Regions from separate parts of the Homo sapiens genome. Here region 1 is linked to region 2. A link is a contact called in ENCODE Hi-C or POLR2A ChIA-PET data. All regions are on one chromosome and are shown on one strand. Each heading gives the region's core, a stretch centred on a gene start or an enhancer-like site at or near the end of the contact. The rest is flanking DNA. Distances are from core to core; before and after follow the strand shown. Region 1 overlaps ABLIM3 (actin binding LIM protein family member 3). Region 2 holds the start of ABLIM3 (actin binding LIM protein family member 3).

Region 1 (5,182 bases), core at 2,449-4,948, 54 kb before region 2:
GTCATTAGTCTCAATCAGAAACTCTAACTAGTTATTCTAACTGGTAAGTGACTGGTGGTTATTTTATGCGGAGAATAATTAATCCATACATTCCTTTCCCAATTAAAAAATACGTATATACTCTAATCATGCTTTACTTATGATGTAATCAGAGCTGTCCATTAACATTTAATGTATTTGTGGGTAGGGCTGAGCTTTCTTCATTTTTTCATCTCCTTAATGTGTTGCTTGGCATTCAGTGGAGTCTTAACGTACACTTGCTGAATTAACAAGTGATGGTGATGCGGAAGGTAAAGCAGGAGGCAGGGATGAGCTCTCCATCCCTGGAGATGTCCTGAGAGAAGATAGATGACTATCATCATGATAATGAAAAGGATAATAAAAACAGACACTCTCACATACTGATCACTGAGCTAATGCCTTTGCATCATCATCTCATTGATCTTCGAGAAAACCCAATGAGGTTGGAATGGCTTTGACCTCCATTTTACCTGTGGAGAAACTGAGGCTTACAGAGGTGGGGGTCACTTGCCAGGGTCACTCCAACAGCATGAGGTGGTGCCAGGATGATGGAGGAAGGCTATGTACAGACATCCCTGTCCCACCTGTGGATGAGGGTGTGGGAGGATGGGCCAGATCCACAGTTTCCAAACTGAGTTCTGAGAGAATCAGTGGTTTCTTTGGGGGCCTTTTGAGAGGAATTGGGAGGCTGAGTTTAGAGGTACAGATCCTCACTCTGCCTCTATCACAGGACAAACCAGTGTTTTAGATCAGATTGTATTTTATAAGAAAGATTCAGATGCTACAGTGTTTGAAAACCACTGGCCCATCAGATCCCTCCACACCTGAGGTTCCAGAAATCTAAATGTGCAGCACAAACCTTGTAAACCCCAGAACTTCCTGGAAAAAGCCAGGTCTTCCCCTGCCCCGGGGGCTTATGCAGAGGGTCCCAGGCCCTGCTGGTCGCCCACTCACCTGCACAAGCTGCACACGAAGCACTTGGGGTGGTAAGTGCGGCCCAGGGCCGAGATGACTTCGCCTGTGATGAAGTCCCGGCAGCTGTCACAGCGGGTGCCATAGAGTTGCTGGTAGTCCTGGGTGCAGATGTACTCCTGGTTCTTGAAGAAGAAGCCTGACTGGGCCAGGCCACAGCCACATACTTGGGGAACAAGGAGGAAAACAAGGGCAGGTTGAGTCCAGGGAGGGTCTGTAAGCAGAAGGTCCTCGCTGGGGGAAAGGCTGGTGTCTCACTGTGTCATGAGTGGCCACAGAATGGTAGCATGTCAGACTTCACAGGCCTTTGGGGCCAGTATTCCTTAAAGAAGTGGCCACAGAATGGTAGCATGTCAGACTTCACAGGCCTTTGGGGCCAGTATTCCTTAAAGAATGGCCAGTAGGCCACTAGCATCAGTATCACCCCGAGAGCTTCTTATAATCCAGATGCCCGGGCCTGAATCAGACTCCATGGGACTGAGGCCTGGGCATCTGCATTTGAACAGCATTCCCTCACCCGGATAGGCTGATTCTGATGCACACTAAGAAGCACTGGTGGTGTACAATCCTCCCAATACATGAATGAAAAGTTTAATGCCATGTGGCTCACGCAAGGCCACACAGCTGGTGGAAATATGAATGTAATAAAAGAATCATTCAGTTAAACATTTCCTGGGTACTTCCTATGTGCATGATTCTGTGCCAGGTGAAGAGCAGTGTGAGGACCATATGCTCCAAATCCCAACCTGGAGACACCTTCGGATGGCAATGGGATGGATGATTTGAAGTCTAGAATCTGTGCTCACCATAGCCATAAGGAGTGGGGGGTGTCTATTCTCAGGCAGGAAGAATAAAACACAATCCCTGAATCTCAAAGAGCTAAAAATGCTGCAGAGAGAAGATCATATAGAAAAAATGTCCCATATCATCGGTGATGGTCCACGGAACCGGTGCAAGCAGTAAGGACTGTGAATGAGGTAGAAGAAGGAAGCCTTGTCAGTTGCAAGGGATCATGGGAGGCTTTTCAGAGGAGGTAGCATCTGAGTTGAACACTAAAGGAACAGAATGAATGAGCCAAAGCACAGAGGCAGGAAGGTGCAAGTGATATTTGTGTAAAGGCTAGAAGTAGGGGTGGTGTTTGTAGGAAGTGGTGGGAAGTAATGCAGGAAAAGATTGTGCAGACCAGTTGGAGGAAGGCCTGAATCCAGTTTAAGAAGATTAGGTTTTGTAGGATACTGAAGAGCCGTGGACGTTTTTTTCCCTAGTTTAGAAAAATTTAGAAAAATATCTCAAACATATACAAAAATGGGAGAAGATTGTAATAATTCTCCATCACTCAGCTGCAAAAATGATCAATTGCATCGATGGCTTTTGAACAGAGATGCAACAGGATTTTACAAGGCATTTCCTAGTCTTTTGGAATATTCTTTTGGATAATAGGGAGAAATAAATGTAGGACAAAACAGAAAAACAAGTAGATTTATAGGTGTTTCAACAATTGAATTATGTGAGATCCACCCCCACTGAAGGACTTAGAAATATGAGATTTACTTGTAAGGAGTTAAGTTGTGAAATCAACACATGATGGGCAGAGCAGAAAGATGCAAAATTTCTTCCAAGGCAATAAATGGCTCACAGGGCCACCAGAACTGTAGAAACCCACTGAATGTACCAATCAGCTAAAGCAAGGATGCACCAGCGAGGAAGGGGCCTGATTAGCAATCAGAGGAAGGCAACTGCGGTGCCCATTCAAATCCTGTCACCAGCTCCCCTGGTTCTGAGGCTGCTGTCTGATGGACTGACTTTCCACCTAGATTGCCTCTGAGAGGCCAGGTGCTGGCCAGGCCACCATGAAACAATCCAACTCAAGGTCACACCTCTCATCCACATTGATGAACAGGTATTCGGGCTTTCTACATCAGTTTTCTGAGGAGTTGGTTAGTACAAGTCAGCTTTCTCAAGGGTGATCAATGATGGGAAAACCAATAAGATAGTTAGCAAGACTGTAAGTCTGAAGAGTCAACCTGGAACTGAGTGAAAACACCCCAGCAAATACTATCTCACCTTTAACAGGGGAAGTTGTTTTGCAAAAGCAGCCAGGTTAAAAATAGGAGAGACTGCCAGGTGAATGCCAGAAATATTTCATAAATGTTTGTTCACCTTTGGGGACTGGAGGCTTAAGGGGTGAGGCTGAGTGAGGAGAAGGCAGCTTCAGAAGTCACTGCATGAGGGGAGGGAACAGCTCAGGACAGTGGGAGACACAGTGGTCTGATAGTCAGACCACCCAACCTCTGGTCTCATCACTGCCACTGAGTCTCTGGACAACAGTGAACTTTACCCTCACTTCTCTGGGGCCTCTGTTCACTTGTACGCAGAATGAAGAGGCTGAGCTTTTCTTTTAGAACTGACATGCTGTAAGTCTATGAGAAGAAAAGCTTCCTTTAGCGCTTACTATACGCCTAAACATTTTAAACTCAGTGTGGAGCATTGCTTGTGGCCCCCGACCCCACCCCTACGAAGAGGCAGGAGTGTGGTGGAGATGGTGGTGGTGGCAGAAGTCTGGGAAGGGTTCATCTTCCATCAGGCATTATGAAAATTCATCACATCAAACAATGTCTGGTCTCACGAGCAGGCAAACCAGAGCACAGGCTGTTCTGGGCCGTGCAGGTGGTGGAACAATTGACTTCATGGCTGCGGAATCAATTAGGTCATGGCCTACAACCTCATTGGAAACAGCTCCGGTTTTTTCCCTTTTTTTTTTCTCTCCTTTGTCTCCTTTGCCAACTCCACCCCCAGAGCCACCTCTCCCAGTGGAGAAATCCAGGCCACCATAGGAAAACTTGGAACAATCAGTCCTCCATTGCCCCCAAGGAGCTGAAGGAGGAAGCTTTTGGTAGAAAGGATGTAAAGGTTGATAAGCCTCTCAGGGGTTCCTGGAAATACAGTGGGGAGCACAGGGATGGAAGGCAAGCTGGACCAGCATGACAGATGGATCTGAGGCTGAGTGAAACGCAATATTGAACGTTAAAACTGCTTTGAGCAAATCCGGAATAAATGCTCAATGTAAATATAAGGCCCAGAAGGAGGACTTGCACACAGCCCCAGAATGCGTCAGTGAACAATGTGATGTTTTGTAGGTTATTGGACCTTTGTCTGTGGTCTTGTTCTAGCACTCAAGTGCTGGGAGATTTTGAAAAAGTTATCCCAGCTCTCTGGAGCTCATTTGTAAGATGAAGGGGCTGGGTGGTTAACTGAGGACACATCTAGAACAGAAAGTGCAAGACTCTGTCATACAGTTTTAGTGATTTTCAACTTTTTGAATGAGACTGGATTTTATGAAATTTCAAAATCCAAGAGTTAGAAGGGCCCCTGAGGGTGATCTAATTCATTATTCAGAACATTTCATTGTGAAATATATTATACATAGAGAAAATGTATAGAATATGTATGTATGGTTTAAAGAAGAATAATAAAATAACTCCCATGTACCCACTACCGAGTTTATGAAACAGAACATCACCAATTCCTTAGAAGCCTGTTCTCCTCTCCTTAAGAGCACCTCTGTCCCATACCGTCCCTAATTATGTGTTTATCATTCCCTTGCTTTACTTTATAGTCTTACCACCTGTGATGTATCCATAAACAATATTTTGTTTAGTTTGGCCACTTTTTGAACTTTATGTTGATGGAGTCATACTGCAATTGTCCCGTGCCTGCTTCATTCCCTGAGTATTGTGTGTTGAGATTCATCCACGTCGATGCACGTAACTGCAGTTCACTCATTTTCACTGCTGTGCTGTATTCCACTGCCTGAATACATCACAGTTGGTCTACTCCACTGCTGAAGGGCATTTGAGCTACTTGCAGTTTTTTGCTTTTATGGAAATGCTGTTCTAAACATTCTTGCATTTGTGAGGTAATGCCTCACTGTTTTCCAAAGAGCTTTTCCTATTTACCTTCCCACCAGCTGTTCCCACTGATATATATCATCAACAGTACTTAGTAATATCTGACATATTTGGTCAACATAGTGGATGTGAAATGATATCATTTATCATTTTGTGATTTTTAAATTTCATTTCCCTAATGGTTAATCAAATTGAGAATTTTTTTCAAATGTTAAAATACTTGCTAATGTTTTTTGCTCATTTTTTACATTTTAGACTTGTAGAAATTCTTAATATATTTT
Region 2 (5,455 bases), core at 565-3,064:
ACTGCAACCTCTGCCTCCCAGGTTCAAGCAATTCTCCTGCCTCAGCCTCTTGAGTAGCTGGGATTACAGGCCCACACCACCACACCTGGCTAATTTTTGTGTTTTTAGTAGAGACGGGGTTTCATCATGTTGGTCAGGCTGGTCTCGAACTCCTGACCTCGTGATCCACCTGCCTCTGCCTCCCAAAGTGCTGGGATTACAGGCATGGAACACGGTGCCTGGCCGATTAGAAGGCTTTCTAATTCAACCCCTCTCATCATACAGATGAGCAGTCTGAGATGCAGAGAGGGGACTGATAACAAAGTCATAGACCCAGGGAAGTGACTGTTCATAGGGGTTCTCTGGTTCAACAGCCCTATGCGATGCTGGAATAACCTAGACAGGCCAAGCTGACAAGAGGGCAGGAGAGTGAGTCTGGAACCAAGATATGCCCTCCCAGGTCACAGCGCTACATTGAAGAGAAACAGACTGTGCCTTCTTGAATTTCGGACTGCATTCTCAGTAGCTGAGGCCCTACCTGGCAGCAAAATATCTGGTCCTGGCTCTGCAAGCAGTTGTTGCCTCTGGCATGTTAGAGCCCTTGGCCAAAGGGCTGTTCCTGTCTTCTTGTTCTCAAGGATAGCTAACCAGCCTGCAGGTACATAGAGAAACCAGCCCTGGGCCCACCGGGCTGCAGGCACTCGGGAGCTGGATCTTTCACAATCTCCAGACCCAAAGGTGGCTTGGCGATTATTTGTTTATCAAACTGCGGCTTCCCAGCCCACTGCCTGCCCACACCCACCTACCCTCCCGCCTGCCCACAGGCCAGCCTCCCTGCTCTTCCCACCTCTGGGACAGGCAGGGCCCTCCATGGTTTTCCAGATGTGTGCAGGGAGTTCTCCTCAGAGCCCCCACAGTCAGACAATGGCCACACACTGCTTCCTAGGCCTTCCCAGGCAGTGCTAGAAGGAGACGAGCAGCCTTCCCAGGAGAGGCGGCCGGCGCCGCTGATAAAATATTGGCAAAATTATCACGAAAAGCCAGAGTCATGAAGCTATCCCTCTGCCAAGGAGCACGGAAAGCACCAAAAAAGAGCCTGGGGGTCATGTGTCCAGAGATGCCAGGCTTCCTTCCTCTTTCCAGGCAGCCCGAGCGCAGGCTCCCTCACCTCCCGCCCCCACCCCTGTTCCCATGGCAAAGGAGAGGAGGATCCACTTACTGCTAGTGTTCATGGTGATGTCTTTGCACTGGGTCTTTCATTCAATACGGAGGCCCCGGCTGCTTTTTAAATCTTCCGTTCTTCGAACCTCACTCATCACCTGGGGGGTGAAAAGGCAGTCCAGTGCCAGCTCTGTATCCTCAGGTGCTCTCTCTCCCTCTGCTGTCCCCTCTCTGTCTGGGCTGTAGCCCCTGGCCTTGAAGGCGCGTGGACTAATAGGCGCAGGTGAGAGCAAGGAGAAGGAGGCGGCAGGACACCGGCGCCCCGGTCCTCCTGCTCCTCAGATTGGAATCCCGGGCAGAAGTGGGGTTGGCAGCGCCTGCTCGCGCGCACCCCGGACTATTCCTGCCCAGCGGCTCCGGAGCCCAAAGGGGGTGTGGACCACAGGGAGGCAGGGCGGGGGCAGCGCGTCCCCGCCCGGCTTCAAGGAGCAGCGACCCGCCCCGGAACCCACCTCTCGGCCAGTGTCGGGAGCCAGAGGCCCCTGCCCCGGCCCCTGCGACTGATTTCATGAATCCTGGTCCTCGTCTGGGGTCTCGAATTCCAGGGCTAGCAATGCGAAATAGGGGAGCTCGACATCCATGATGCGGGCTCGCGGGTTGGCAGCGCAGGGGGCGCGGCCGCTCGCTGCTGCCACCTGCTGGACGCACCGGCGCGTGTCCGAGGCCCCGCCCCGCCGGGCTTCTGCCTGGGCCCTAGGGTGTGATGGGAGATGGACGAGGCCTTGTGAGATGGACGAGGCCTTGTGTCCTGGGACCAACGAGGGAGTGCTTGAGCGCTTGTTTTCCCTCCCTCGATCCTGGGGTTCTAAGGGCTCGACAATGATAGGAAAAGAAACATCATTAGGAGGGGCCGTGAAGGAAAACCTGGCTTTGCAGGAAGACAGTTTCCACCCGGCTCTGCTCTGGCAAGCTTGGCGCAGTCTAGGCTCAAGCCGGTCACTACCGTCTCTGCCTCATCTTTCTCAACTATGAATATGGCGTCTGGACAAGTGGATAACACGTAAGGGGCTCTTCCAGCCTCCCAGCGTTTATGTCCCCTCTTCCCTCACAGATTCCCTTTATCCTCTATCGCTGATTCATCATTAGAATTGTTTATTACCTCTTTTCCCCACGAGAATGTTAGCTCCGTGAAAGAATGGGTCTGTCCGTAGGGTTCACCTACAGGCCCCCAATACCTAGCACAGGGCCCGGCATATAGTGGCTACCAATAAATATTTGTTGACAGAGCAACCCAGACATTTTCTGGGTTTAATATTACACAGCCCTAAGAGTAGACTGCCTAGGCGCCCCACCCTGAAACACTTCCCCGTCTGAGGAGAACAGCAGGTATGTGGCCTCACAGGTCCACCCTAGTTTTCATATGGTCAACTAACTCTTCCCCCAAGTTGTTGTTGTTTTTTTTTTTTTTTTTGTAATTATGTCTTATACGTGTGTATTGTAGAAGTTTATATTCCAAAGTGTTTTAGTCACAATTGATTCAGTGGGGTAGGGCTCTTTACATTCCTGTGACTACTTACTCTGTCACTTTCTGAACCTAATTCATGATCATAGAAGCATGACTTTTGAGTGCTGAAAAACAAGACTGTGAGGGCACATGATCCTTGTCTATAGCATGACTTCAATTAGAGCATGTGCAGACTCAAAAGGCTGTGAACACTCACAGCCCCAGCTTAGACAAGGAAACAGGGTGTCAGAGAGGCTGGGCAACGTGCCCTAAGACACACAGCATCTTGTGGCAGAATCGGACCAGATCTTCTCACTTCTAGCTTGATCCTGTGTGAGAGTGGCTCAGTGCACTAAAGTCTGGGATATCAGTGTGAGATTAGATAGCTGCCCTATTAAAATTGGGGAAAGACAAATACGATGTTTTTATACAATGCTTTTAGATAAATACAACGTTTCTACCTTACACAGGGAGGAAAAAAAGGATATGGCTCATGACCCCGAGAGGTGATCAGGATTAAAGAATCTTTGGATAAACCTAAGGATCAATAGATTTGAAACACATTTGATAGATTGTTAAGAATTTTGTCCACATGTTCTCACTCATAAGTGGGAGTTGAACAATAAGAGCACATGGACACAGGGAGGGGAACATCACACACTGGGGCTTGTTGTGGGATAGGGGACTGGGGGAGGGATAGCATTAGGAGAAATACCTAATGTAAATGATGAGTTGATGGGTGCAGCAAACCAACATGGCACATGTATACCTAGGTAACAAACCTGCACGTTGTGCACATGTACCCTAGAACTTAAAGTATAATAATAATTTTTTAAAAAAGAATTTTGTCCAATGGGGTGGAGGTAAAAATAGCCCTAATGTCCTCACGGTCGTTCTTAAAATTTTGTGTCGATAACAAACGCCTGAGATACCTCCAAAAATGCAGATTCCCAGGCCCTGGACTCCCTTGCTCAGCATTTGAAACAAGCATCCCAGGTGATTCATAGACAGCTCTTTGAAAAGGGTAGAGGCCTAAAATAGCTTTGAAAACGTAAGTGATTAGTAAATATTTAAATTATTCCACTTTATGTGTCCTCTACATTTTCAGATGGGATTCCTTGTTCAGTTTCCAAGTTGCAGGTAACTTGCTAGATTCTAATGCTTGGAAAAACATTTTTCTGGGAGAAAGTTCAGATAAATTAGACATGTAAAATTAACTGTTCTATTCCATGAGCATATTTAGTTATCACCCAAGGCCTCAATGTTCAGAAAATTTCAAATTATAAGAAATAGTCAAATGAAAGCATGATATTCATTCATTAGTTCATTCACTCAGCAATTATTTATCGAGGGTATGCTTTGTGGTAGCCCCAGTGCTGGCTTCTGGGGATACCGTGGAGAACAGGACAGACAAGAGCTCTACCCAATAATGGATGATTGCAGAAAAAATAAAAAATAAAGAAATAAAAAGAACTCCAACCTCATAAGCATAAATCCAATCCTGGGACAGCGGGGAGACAATTAACTAAGCAAAATATAAATTAGCTAAACCCGATGGTGGCCTGGGGAAGAGCCCAGGTGCCGTTTCCAGCCTTCCTGACTTTTAATCTCAGCTTCATCACTTTCTAGCTGTCTCACTTTGGGGAAGATACTTAGCCTCTATAAGCCTCAAAGTTTTCATCTGTACAAGGGTACAACCACAGTGCCTACCTTTTGGATTGTCGTATATATTAAAGGACTTAGTGTAATGCATGACAAATAAAGGCTGGTTGCATACTAATTATTAATATCACCCCTCACTTATACCTGCCCTCAGTGACAATGCTGTCATTTTCTACTTATGGAAATCTGTTGGGCTTTTCCACAGAGTGGTGGCCACGAAAATATGCCTGAAAATTTTCAGGTGATTAATTAATTGATAAATTAATTGATGAATTAATGAATTAATTATTCATCAATTAATGAGATTAATTGATGAATTCTTCTTGTCTGGGGTTCTTTTCGATAATGTATCCAGCTAGATGCTGATGACTTCACCTCTTAGAAGAGATCACTGGGTCTTGGGCCACTTTTTAAGGCCCAAATAACATCTGCCGGGGGAACAATCTTATTTTCTCTGCATAGTTTATAAGGATAGGAAAAAAGGGGCTAAAATAAGCTATACAAGCTATGCCCTTGAGGATGTCCACAACAATCAGAGGCAGCGGGAAAGACGCAGGAGGAAGCTGGGGGTGGGATTCTCTGTGGACATGGCTGTGAAAGTCATCAGGGGATCGGTGTTGTTGACTCTGTCCTTGCAGGAGAATGGAGCTGAGAACCACAGAGCAGAGGATCCCTTTGTCTGGAAGTTTGTTTTGAACATTAAGACTCCAGAATGGAGATAAACAAATCTCACCGGGAAACTGGCAAAGGCTCTGGGTGTTGAAAAACCATGTGGCAAAATCATTGGGAGACAAACCTTCCAACTTCTCTGAGGGGAAAAAGGAAAGGTTTTGGGGCCAGCTTCACCCATGGCCATGGCCTTGCACCTCAGGGGCTGTTGCTGGGCTGCCGTTACTGGGCTCTTCTTCACCACAAAGAGCTCCCATCTTTCCTGACTCCCTGTCCCTAACTGGGGTCATCTCAAGCTCTCCTCCTCACTTTCTGCTCCCTGCCTCCCATTGCTGTTATTGACCAAGGCAACTCTTGGCCCCTGACTTTTCTCTCTGGTTGCCTTTCTCTCATTCCCGTCCCATTGCATCTCTGCCTCCTCCTCATCCTGCTCCTGTTCATTTACAAATAAATGCTCACTCACCCTCATCTTGAATACAA

The links. Hi-C counts contacts between places; a loop is a spot of excess contacts on that map. ChIA-PET counts read pairs that join two places held with the same protein, here RNA polymerase II (POLR2A). Pooled maps may share reads with other maps.
Region 1: a loop to region 2 is called in a map of heart right ventricle, with 4 times the contacts of the local background. The contact joins the enhancer-like site here to the promoter of ABLIM3 in region 2. A Hi-C loop is called at or near these places in 16 of 168 maps with a recorded cell type or tissue (Caco-2, Calu3, HepG2 and 9 more) and 7 of 50 pooled maps. POLR2A ChIA-PET finds 5 or more read pairs at or near these places in 4 of 52 experiments (AG04450, MCF 10A, PC-3 and 1 more).

Annotation. Positions count from the first base shown.
Region 1 is chr5:149,194,196-149,199,377 of GRCh38, reverse strand. It overlaps ABLIM3 (actin binding LIM protein family member 3), which reads right to left. Exons shown (of 24, transcript NM_014945.5): 4 at 976-1,159. Among named protein-coding and RNA genes, the nearest start is that of ABLIM3, 55 kb to the right of the region's middle. Within about 2 kb of position 3,698, at least 4 of the 41 ENCODE cell types and tissues checked have a DNase peak (open chromatin) inside an H3K27ac peak, as active enhancers do; they include gastrocnemius medialis and heart right ventricle, where a contact is called at or near this core.
Region 2 is chr5:149,137,852-149,143,306 of GRCh38, reverse strand. ABLIM3 (actin binding LIM protein family member 3) reads right to left here and starts at 1,814. Exons shown (of 24, transcript NM_014945.5): 1 at 1,653-1,814; 2 at 1,199-1,298. The coding sequence starts at 1,211. It overlaps LOC124901102 (a long non-coding RNA gene), which reads right to left and starts at 1,191. Exons shown (of 2, transcript XR_007058988.1): 1 at 518-1,191. RefSeq lists enhancers at 392-891, 892-1,393 and a silencer at 1,699-1,948.